Linked DNA regions of Homo sapiens: region 1 is linked to region 2. The links are chromatin contacts, found by POLR2A ChIA-PET in ENCODE. All regions are on one chromosome and are shown on one strand. The core of a region is the stretch at or near the end of the contact, and the rest is flanking DNA. Distances in the headings are between cores, read along the strand shown.

What was found. ChIA-PET counts read pairs that join two places held with the same protein, here RNA polymerase II (POLR2A).
Region 1: POLR2A ChIA-PET joins it to region 2 with 11 read pairs in naive thymus-derived CD4-positive, alpha-beta T cell. The contact joins the promoter of ABRAXAS2 here to the promoter of ENTPD7 in region 2. POLR2A ChIA-PET finds 5 or more read pairs at or near these places in 2 of 52 experiments (Panc1 and naive thymus-derived CD4-positive, alpha-beta T cell).

What each region holds. Positions count from the first base shown.
Region 1 is chr10:124,799,610-124,804,528 of GRCh38, reverse strand. ABRAXAS2 (abraxas 2, BRISC complex subunit) reads right to left here and starts at 2,710. Exons shown (of 9, transcript NM_032182.4): 1 at 2,628-2,710. The coding sequence starts at 2,699. RefSeq lists a silencer at 2,435-2,514 and enhancers at 2,003-2,556, 2,615-2,884, 2,557-3,111.
Region 2 is chr10:99,655,670-99,661,305 of GRCh38, reverse strand. ENTPD7 (ectonucleoside triphosphate diphosphohydrolase 7) reads right to left here and starts at 1,797. Exons shown (of 13, transcript NM_020354.5): 1 at 1,718-1,797; 2 at 1,342-1,444. The coding sequence starts at 1,349. It also overlaps a transcript of SLC25A28 not described here. RefSeq lists silencers at 1,569-1,788, 1,909-2,118.

The DNA.
Region 1 (4,919 bases), core at 1,461-3,960, about 25 Mb before region 2:
CAAATACCCACTTTCAAAAAATCAAAGTGAAAAAATAATTTCATATTCACACAGAACTTTAGACTTAAGAACATAGCTAGATTCCTAGTATTCTACAGCACTGGGTTGCTGGATTTAGCAAAAGATACAAGACACACAATAAAATTTTAATTTCAGATAACAAATAATTATTTTGTAAGTTTTGGGATATACTTATACTATAAATAAATTGCTATTTATCTAAAATTCAAATTAACTGAGTGTGCTGTATTTCATCTGGTAACCCTACAACAGTCTTCCATTTGTGGAATAATGATATAACTCAACAGTGACATCAAGAAATTCTAGGTCAGATGCGGTGGGTCACGCCTGTAATCTCAACACTTTAAGAGGCCAAAAACGGAAGATCGCTTAAGGCCAGGAGTTTGAGATCAGCCTGGGCCACATAGCAAGACCTTGTCTGTAATTTTTTTTTTAAAAGGACATTCTAAAGCCAAGTACAAGTGGAATGTTTATACATCTACTGGTCTGGATTATCTGAGCCAATGTTCCTTTATAGTAGGAGTTGGCAAACTATGGCATGGGGACTAATTCCAGCCTAATGCTTATTAATGTACGGCCTGTAAGCTAAAAATGGTTTCTATGTTATTTTATTATTATTATTTTTGTAGCCCAGGCTGGAGTGCAATGGCGCGATCTCGACTCACCACAACCTTTGCCTCCCGGGTTCAAGCGATTTTCCTGCCTCAGCCTCCCTAGTAGCTGGGATTACAGGCATGTGCCACCACGCCTGGCTAATTTTATATTTTCAGTAGAGACGGGGTTTCTCCTTGTTGGTCAGGCTGGTCTTGAACTCCTGACCTCAGGTGATCTGCCCGCCTCAGCCTCCCAAAGTGCTGGGATTACAGGCATGAGCTACCGTGTCCAGCTAATAAGAGTCACTTGAATCTTTTATTGTCTATAGATGCTTTCTCCCAATAATAGCAGAGTTGAATAGTTGCTATAGAGACCATATGGCTTACAAAGCCTACAAAGTTTACTATCTGGCCCTGTACAGAAAAGTATGGTAGCCCCAGGTCTACAAATGAGTGGTTTTAAATTAATTTCTTGACTGGACAAAATAAGTATGTACTACAAAAGTAAATTGTTGGTTCTTCAACCTTAAAATTGAAATTATTTTCAAGGATTCCACATCTATAATTGTGGCAAAGTTAATATAAACAGGCATGGTCATATAAAACACAGTTGCAAACTATTGGCATTGGTGAAAATTTCTATGAAGTCAAGCACCACGCCTTGCAGAGTAGATATTAAGGGATATCTCTTGAATTAATTTTTTTCAACAGGTAGCTGCTTGTTCTTACAGTAATCTTGCCATATACATAAACTGTGATATTAGTAGGCATTCAAGAAATAAAGGACCCATTTTTAATAGTCCATGGACACTAGGGGTATCACAAACCCTTACATATGGAACTATATTACATTATTAAATAGCTGGTTGTAGTACCCTAGGCCATAGTCTTCAAAGCTGCTTCTGGAAAAACCCATGATGTATATATTCCTATTCCTATCATTAAGTTCTACCATCAACACTGAAGAGATGAAAGGTACAATAATTTAATTGCATTCAATTTACTAATGGAATCACCTCCCTGTGAAATCAGTTTTTATTAATGGAAGCTAAGATTGCTGACATCAAACCAAATGCAGTTCCTCCTTCTGCAGTGTACCATTTTGCTTTGTAATGACAACCAAAAACCCCACACATAGGTTTAATGAGTTTGAATCATTCACTATTAACATCACTTAAAATAATCCCCCAATTTGGTGGCCAAATTATATACCTCCTTTAAGAGAGAAGTGATCTAGTTTCACAAAGCATTTCCAATCAGAGGCCAATGACGTTAAAAGACAATTTGTAAAATAAAGACACTGAAACAGACAGGATCTGCTCCTCCTGTGGGCTCACAGCCTATGCATTTCCCATCACTCAGTAGTGGGCCTGTCACTTCCCTATTTCACTGTGACTAGTGAAAGAACTAGTCACAAAGAACTAAACACGCAACTTCAAGGAAATACAAAATAGACCCTGCACCGAACGCTCCTGTATACATTCTCCATTTTGCATCAGGGCGAAGAAAACACACAACCGTGTCTAACAAGTATCAGTAGTGACAGCCACGGTTTCACTCGCAGCACCCCCACGACAACCTGCGAGACCGGCGGGCGGGGCTGAGTACCTCGCCTACTGGACTAAACGCCCGGCCTTTAGATTCCTTCCCGACCCCGTGCGCCCCTCTTAAGTCTAGAAGCCTGACTTTCAGGGAGGGGCAGGCGCTCGGTTTCCACCGAGCGACTCCTGACACTGCAGGAGGCCAGGTGGGACAGTTTTGCTGCACGGGAGACGGCTGTGCCGGGACGGCCGAGCGGCTGAGAGCGCGAAGCCAGGGGGCCTGTCCCAGGGGCGAAGGAGCCCCCAGAGGCAAGAGCTCACCGGGGGCGGGAGCCGCCCGGGTCACCAGCTCCTCCGGCCGGCCCTGGTGCCCAGGGGGCGAGCCGCATGAGGTCCCGGCTTGGCCGCGAGCGCCGGCCTGAGACAGAGGCTGAAAGCCCCCAGCGGGCGCGGCAGGGGGCCCGGCACCTACGTGGTCCGCGTTGCTGTTGGCGCTGTGGAAACACACAGCACTGAAGGTGTAGCCCGAAATGGACGCCGCCATGATGGAAATCTCCAGCTACCCCATCATGCCCCGCGGAGGGCACACGGCCTTCCGGACGGCCCGACCCCTTGGCATCATGGGAAGTGGAGTCTGCGGCGGGCAGCGGCCGAGGGCCCTGAGCGCTCACAGTCTTGAAGGCTGAGGAACGCCGGTTTTTGCGATCGGAAGGACCCCGGCACCGTATCCTCCGCAGGGGTGTCGCTCCCGACACGCCTCAGACAGCGGTTGATAGTTCCGCAAACAGTTCTTTCCCTTTGCAAGTGAAACCTTAGTATTAAAAGACAACATTCTAGCCGGGCGCAGTGGCTCACGCCTGTAATCCCAGCACTTTGGGAGGCCGAGGCGGGCGGATCACCTGAGGTCAGGAGTTCGAGACCAGCCTGACCAACATGGAGAAACCCTGTCTATATTGAAAATACAAAAACTAGCCGGGCGTGGTGGCACATGCCTGTAATCTCAGCTACTCGGGAGGCTGAGGGAGGGGAATGGCTTGAACCCGGGAGGCGGAGGTTGCGGTGAGTCGAGATCGTGCCATTGCACTCCAGCCTGGGCAGCAAGAGCGAAGCTTCGTCTCAAAAAAAAAAAAAAAAAAAAAAAAAAAAGGCCAACATTTAGGCTGAGCGTGGTGGCTCGCGCCTGTAATCCCAGCACTTTGGGAGGCCGAGGTGGGCGGATCACGAGGTCAGGAGTTTGAGACCATCCTGGCTTACACGGTGAAACCCCGTCTCTACTAAAAATACAAAAAATTAGCCGGACGTGGTGGCGGGCTCCTGTAGTCCCAGCTACTCAGGAGGCTGAGGCAGGAGAATGGCGTGAACCTGGAAGGCGGAGCTTGCAGTGAGCCGAGATCGCGCCACTGCACTCCAGCCTGGGTGACAGACCAAGACTCCGTCTCAAAAACAAAACAAAACAAAAAGCCAACATTTGAGGCCGGGCGCGGTGGCTCATGCCTGTAATCCCAGCACTTTGGGAGGGGGGGGCGTGTGTGGGGAGTGTTAACCTGAGGTCAGGAGTGTTATGCGCGTTTGTGTGAAGAGACCACCAAACAGGCTTTGTGTGAGCAACAAGGCTGTTTATTTCAACTGGGTGCAGGCGGGCTGAGTCCGAAAAGAGAGTCAGCAAGGGAGATAGGGGTGGGGCCGATTTATAGGATTTGGGTAGGTAGTGGAAAATTACAGTCAAAGGGGGTTGTTCTCTGGTGGGAAGGGGCGGGGGTTACAAGGTGCTCAGTCGGGGAGCTTCTAAGCCAGGAGAAGGAATTTCACAAGGTAATGTCATCAGTTAAGGCAGGAACCGGTCATTTTCACTTCTTTTGTGATTCTTCAGTTACTTCAGGCCATCTGGATGTATACGTGCAGGCCACAGGGGATATGATGGCTTAGCTTGGGCTCAGAGGCCTGACAAGGAGTTCAAGACCAGCCTGGCCAACATGGTGAGACCCTGCCCACTCCCCTCTGCCCATCTCTATTGAAAATACAAAAACTAGCCGGGCATTCTGGTGCATGCCTGTAATCTCAGCTACTCAGGAGGCTGAGGCATGAGAATCGCTTGAACCCGGGAGACAGAGATTGCAGTGAGCCGAGATTGTGCCACTGCGCTCTGGCTCTGTCTCAAAGAAAAAAAAAAGGAAAAGAAAAAAGGCAACATTTACAAGCTCAAGGATGAAAGGATGGAGGAAATTCAGGCAAATAAACAGTTTGGTATAGTAGTGACATAATTTGATAACAGATAACACAATCACTTTGGCTGCAGAGTTGAGACTGTAGCGTCTTGGGGTGGGAGGGAAGTGAAACGGTGGTTCAAGTCACCATCATCTCTCTCTCTCAGAATTTTGTATCCTCTTACTCAGGGAGTCCGAACTGGTGGCAGTTTTGCCTCCCAAAATGGCATGTGGCAATGTTTGGAAACATTATCAGATATCATAATTCGGTGTCAGGTGCCACTGGCATCTGGTGGGTGGGTAGAGGCCAGAGAAGTGGCTAAACGTCTTACAGTGCACAACAACAGGCCCACAATGAAGAATTATCATCAGTGGTGACAAGGCTGAGAAACCCAGTGTTCCTGCTTCAGCTTTTAATCCCCTCCTTGCCAAATCTATGCTCAACATAGCAAGATGGTCAACATTTAAATGTAAGAACTAAACCATGTTGCTTCTTGGCCAAACACCAAATCTTGCCAAGACCTGGCCCCTATTACTTGTCTGACTTTATTACCTGCTAC
Region 2 (5,636 bases), core at 548-3,047:
TTTTAGAAGAAGCTCATGGTGCTTCTACTATATATATCAGAAAAGCCTTATCTGCCCTTTTTCCAAACTGCACTTTGAGTGCAATTCAAAGACTTAATCTCATGTTAGTGAAAAGATCACCAGTCTCCCTGGGCAACCTCATAACATTGGAGAATCAGAGCAACTACAGTATTCCCAACCAAGAATTCTGTCAAGAAACAGGATGGTCAGAAAATTTATTTAACTGATTTTAAAAATGTTTTACCAGATTATACAAGCACATAGTAAAAGACAAATCAGTTTAAAAGGATATATTGTATAGTGAAAAGTGATTCTTGCCCTGACCCCACAATCTCTCAGAGGCAAACATTACTACCCAGTTGCTGTGTAATTTTTTTTTTTTTTGAGATGGAGTCTTGCTCTGTTGCCCAGGCTGGAGTGTAGTAGCGCAATCTCAGCTCACTGCAACCTCCACCTCCTGGGTTCAAGCGATTCTTCTCCCTCAGCCTCCCCAGTAGCTGGGATTACAGGTGACTGCCACCACACCCGGCTAATTTTCGTATTTTTAGTAGAGACCGGGTTTCTACTTGGCCAGGCTGGTCCTGAACTCCTGACCTCAGGTGATCTGCCTGCCTTGGCCTCCCAAAGTGCTGGGATTACAGGCGTGAGCTACTGCACCTGGCCGTTGCTGTGTATCTTTCCAGGGATATTCTACGGATACACAAGCATAAATATACACCAATATATTTACAGTAATATATCTCTGTGTGTGTGTGTGTGTGTGTGTGTGTGTGTGTGTGCGTATCCATTCCCTCGGTTTTACACAAATGGTAGTCCACCATACCTGCTGTTCTGCATCTTTCCCCCACTTTATTTTATAACTTTCCCTTATTGGTGCATGTAGATCCACATTAATATTTTTTAAAAGCTTCAGGTTATTATAATGTATGGATAAGTGTATTCATCTGTGAAGTTCACTTTGTATATTGATTCAAAAGGACCTCGGTCTGTCTGCTTTTAAAGTTCACTGCAAACAAAAAACAAAAAAACTTCTTTGTTTAACCTCCTCAAGTGGCACCTAGCCTTGCTCAGATGCGAATCTGAATCAATGTTACAACCTTGCACTTTACAGAGCTGAGCAAGCCGACTCACTCTACCACTCCTGGTCTATGGGCTAGAAACTATTATTTATCAGCCCTCGAAATAATACAACTTTGATCGTCTCTGCATCCAACTAACCAGAATACAAAGTCCAAGTGCAGCTCCAGGGCAAACCTCACTTGGGACAGCCTCCCAGGGCCCCCCAACCTGCCTGCCATCCTCTGCCGTGCTCCCAGCCGGAGGGAAAGTGTGCAGCCTTACCTAGCCATGGGTTCCCTTCGGTGGTCTCAACGCCTGTCACCTTCTTTTTCTTTTGCCCTGAGAAGGTGGCCTCCTTGTCCCAGGCATCTCCTACGTCTGCAGCCTAGAAAGATTTGATTTCAGGCTTCTGTCCGACTGAGCCCACGAGACAAACCTGCACGGGAATTCCACGGCTCCCACCTCCTCCCCAGGCTCCCGCTCCGTCTGCTCTGGTTCCTCAGGCCCAGGGGACCCTACCCGGGCATCCTGGGAGCGGGGCGTTCTCGTGGGCCAGCTCTGTCCTCTAGGAACCGGTCGTCCCCAGGTGGCGGGGTGTGGGTCCCGCTTCCTCTCCCCGTCCCTCCGGGTCCCACAGCCCTCTCGCGCCCACACTCACGGGATCAAGCGGCCCGCCGGTTCCTTCGGCACCTCTCGGTTCAGTCCCGAGCTGCTCCCCGCGGCCCCTTGCCCAGCCGGAAGGAGGGCCCGGCCGGCGGCGGCGCCACGTCCCCAAGGAAACCGCAGGGAGCCAATGACTGACAGAAGACTCACGGAGGGGCCGGCTCTCCACGAGCCGAACCGGGGGCGAACCAGCTCGGTCAGCAGCACGTCCGTCCGCCAGGGTGGCCAATCCCCTAGAGCGCTCGGCCTCTGATGCCCGCCCCGGGACTTTGAGCCGCGCCCAATCGGAAAGGCGTCGTACCGAGGCTCCGCCTGCAGGGCCCGCGGAGAGCTCACAGGTGAGTGGCGCTGGGCGGCCCTGTGCCCGCTTCCCTCCCTGGGGCGCGAACTCTCGGCTGGTTGCTTTCTCCACGGCCGCTCCTGGGACAGAGTAGCTCCGGTAGGTGGGTTCAGGGTGTTCGCGACCGAAGCGCATCCCTTGCCCATAACCTATTGTTGGTTTTGTGCCCACTGACCCTCCCTACCAGAATGGCAGTTCTCTCACCTTAAACCTTCCCTATCACCTCCCAAACTGATGCCCCGACCTCACTGTCTTGCCCCGTGAGAAAACAGAAATCGAAGACAATGACGTTTACACCAAAGTGCTTATGTCCATTCATTCATTCATTGAATGTCTGCTTATGCCAGTCATCATGAATTTCTGTGTCGCCGCCCTCCTTGACCTTACAGTAACACAAAGGAAACGACGCGCGCGCGTGGGTGTGTGTGTGTTTCTTTCTTGCTTACACCAGCCGTTATCTCATTTCCAGGAGGACGGCATAAAGTCCAAGCTCTTTCCAACGTGGCACATCCATTGCGCCCCACGATCCGCCCTACCGCCGTCCTCTGCCGCTACTTGCCTTCCTTACCACGCTCCAGCAACGCGTCCTGTTTTGCTCATTCTGCCCCTCCACCTGCCTTGAATAACCGTCCCAGCCTCTTAGCCAAATCACCTCCTACTCATCCCTTACCACCCATCTTAAGGGTCGCCTTCCCCTAAAAGCCCTACTTGACCTACTACACCTTTTTTATACATGCCTATTGTTTCACTTAGCACGTTGAATTACTATTATACGTATATGTCTGTCTGTCTGTCCCACTAGACAGAATATCCTTGAAGGCAGGGACTATTTGCTTCCACATATTCCCAATACTGGCCACTGCCTGGCAGATAAAACACAACTAATGTATAATTAATAAGCAAATGAATGAATGGGGGGGATCGGGGAGGAAGACCACCCAAATGCTTTATTTATTCAAAGCTTACTATGACAAGGGAGTCAGTCACCATCACTTGCATTTGGCCGACTCAAAGCCTGTCAGGACATTAGGAAAACTACTTACTTACTTAATTACCTACAGGGTCTCACTCTGTTGTCATCCAGGCTGGAGTGCAGTGGTGCGATCGTGGTTCACTGCAGCCTCGACCTCCTGAGCAAGCGATCCTCCCACCTCAACCTCCTGAGTAGCTGGCTCTACAGGCACGTGCCACCATGCCCAGCTTATTTTTTTTTAATTCTTTGTAGAGATGGAGTCTCACTATGTTGTCCAGGCTGGTCTTGAACTCCTGGGCTCAAGCAGTCTTCCTGTCTCAGCCTCCCAAAGTGCTGGGATTACAGGGATGAGCAGCTGCACCTGGCCAGGAAAGCTTAGTAGTGAACAAAAAGGGAAGGTTTCATGTATACTCTGACTTGAGGGTATTAGCATGGGAAAGCTGGAGGTGGGCTAACAAAAGTAGTGTCTCTTAGGTGATTGGTTTGGGGTAGGTAGCATATTTGGCTGTCTTTAGTGGGTTCTGAGTTGAAGAAAGGAGGCGGCAAAAAACAGGGAAACTGAGTCATTGACCAAGTCCTGATTATTCTCGGCTGGTTGCTGTAGAGGTTGTGGGTCAGAGTTCTAATTGTCATATAAGATCTAGCCATTGTCCAGTTTCTATATTCAGTTCTCATGACTATTGTTTTTTTGGCTCCACTACTCTCCTAACCTTGTTGAACTTCCTAATTTGCCTTTCTTCTTCAATTCTCAGTTCTCAGTTTTTTTTTCTCTGTCCCTCAATCCCCACTCTGCTTCAAGTGTTATATTTTATCTGGACCCCCAGAAACCACATTGAATAGAATAGTTGCATAAAGTTGGGATTAACCACAACATTATACAGATACCAGTTATTTTTATTATTTCAGAACCCAGTTCAGTTCCTAGAACAAAATAGATATGGAAAGAACTAAAATAATGTTTTGGAGTAATTTTTAAAAATTTCTTGAATTTACCTTCTGTGAGTTCTAAGTCTAATCTCTATACATATATATTTCAAACTTTAGTGTTCCACAAAATAGGTGTTTTTGAGTGGAAGTATAATTCCTATTTTTAAAATAGTACTTAATTCCTATGGTTTATGAACTATATTAACTTATAATTCAAAAGTTCATTGAAACATCCTCTAATTTACATTTCATAACTACATCATAAAACAGAAAAGACCTACATTTTAATCCCAACATTTTTTCATTATATTTTCTTTGTAAAACTTTCTTTGTCAGTCTGGTTTGGACAATACTTCCTTCAATAAATCCATATGCCCTCAAGCATTTGTCAAGCATAATTCTTTACAAAAACCAGCAATGCTTATCTGGTTAACAGCTCATAGGGCTGAGTTCCGAGGTTTCCAGTCAGCAGGGCAAATTAAAAAGCACTGAGAGTATTTCTCTATTTCATTTGCTGTAACTCAACATGTTGCAACAAGTTATAGAAACCTATGTTTCAAAACAGGTTTTTAACTGCTCTTTAAAGGCTTGCCTTACAATTACATTTGCAATTTTTCTCCAGATGTGCTTGATGCCCAGCCCTGAGCAAAATCAGCCCAACAGGTCCCATATTAGGTGCTAGTTGTTTGCTTTGCTTCATTTCCCCTTGTGGATTCTCCTTCCCTCCACACTCCATCCCACCCTACCCTCTAAAGGAATTTGGAGGAGTGTCATGTGGTCTACACTCTCCCTTCCAAGTTTACCCATCTCTCTTCACCTGTCTTTCAGGCACCCCATTGTCCCAAATAAACTCATTATCTCTCCACTCTCATCATATCCACCCAAACCTCCTCCATCCATATTCTCCATCTTGACAAAATACCCTGTGATTCACCAGAGCAGGAACCTGTATGGGAGTCATCCTAGAATATCTTCCTTCTAACTTTCTTTCTCCCTTTCCATCCAATGAGTCACTAGGGGTGCTTAATTCAACTGCCTAAAATCCTCTCCAAGATCTTCTAATGAAGCCTTCCAACTGGTGGCCCTGCCCCCAGACCCATGCCCCTCCTGAGTGCCCCTTGATTCTGTTACCATTGGGAAACCTCATCATGCTACTTCCTGATCTAAAATCCTTCACTAGTTCCTTATTTTTTTTTAGCCCATCTTGTGGTCCCATAGTAGTTTCTTATTCTGACGAGATATAGTCCAAATTCCTAAGCATGGTGTGGCAGATCCCACTGACAGCCTATTCCAGAAGTACCTTCTTCCAGAAGTTCCTTATTATTTTTTTAGCCCATCCTGTGATCCCATAGTAGTTTCTTATTCCAATGAGATATGGTCCAAATTCCTTAGCATGGCGTGGGAGATCCCGCTGATAGCCTATTCTAGAAGTAGGCTCTCTCTTCTACCTTGTTAGCTTGACAAGTAACCACACTGAATATGCTTGGCCATGTGCTTGAAGGGTGCTAGGCTCCAACCTCAGTCCCAGGAGATAAATTGTGATTGTCTAAGTCAATCATGGTGGGCCCATACCCTCACAAAATATTGGTTTAAATGGGCATATGGTACAATTTTAGCTAATAATATGAAAGGGAAGTCAGCTGTTGAGAAGAATGCCCAGGGAGGAGGGAAGAC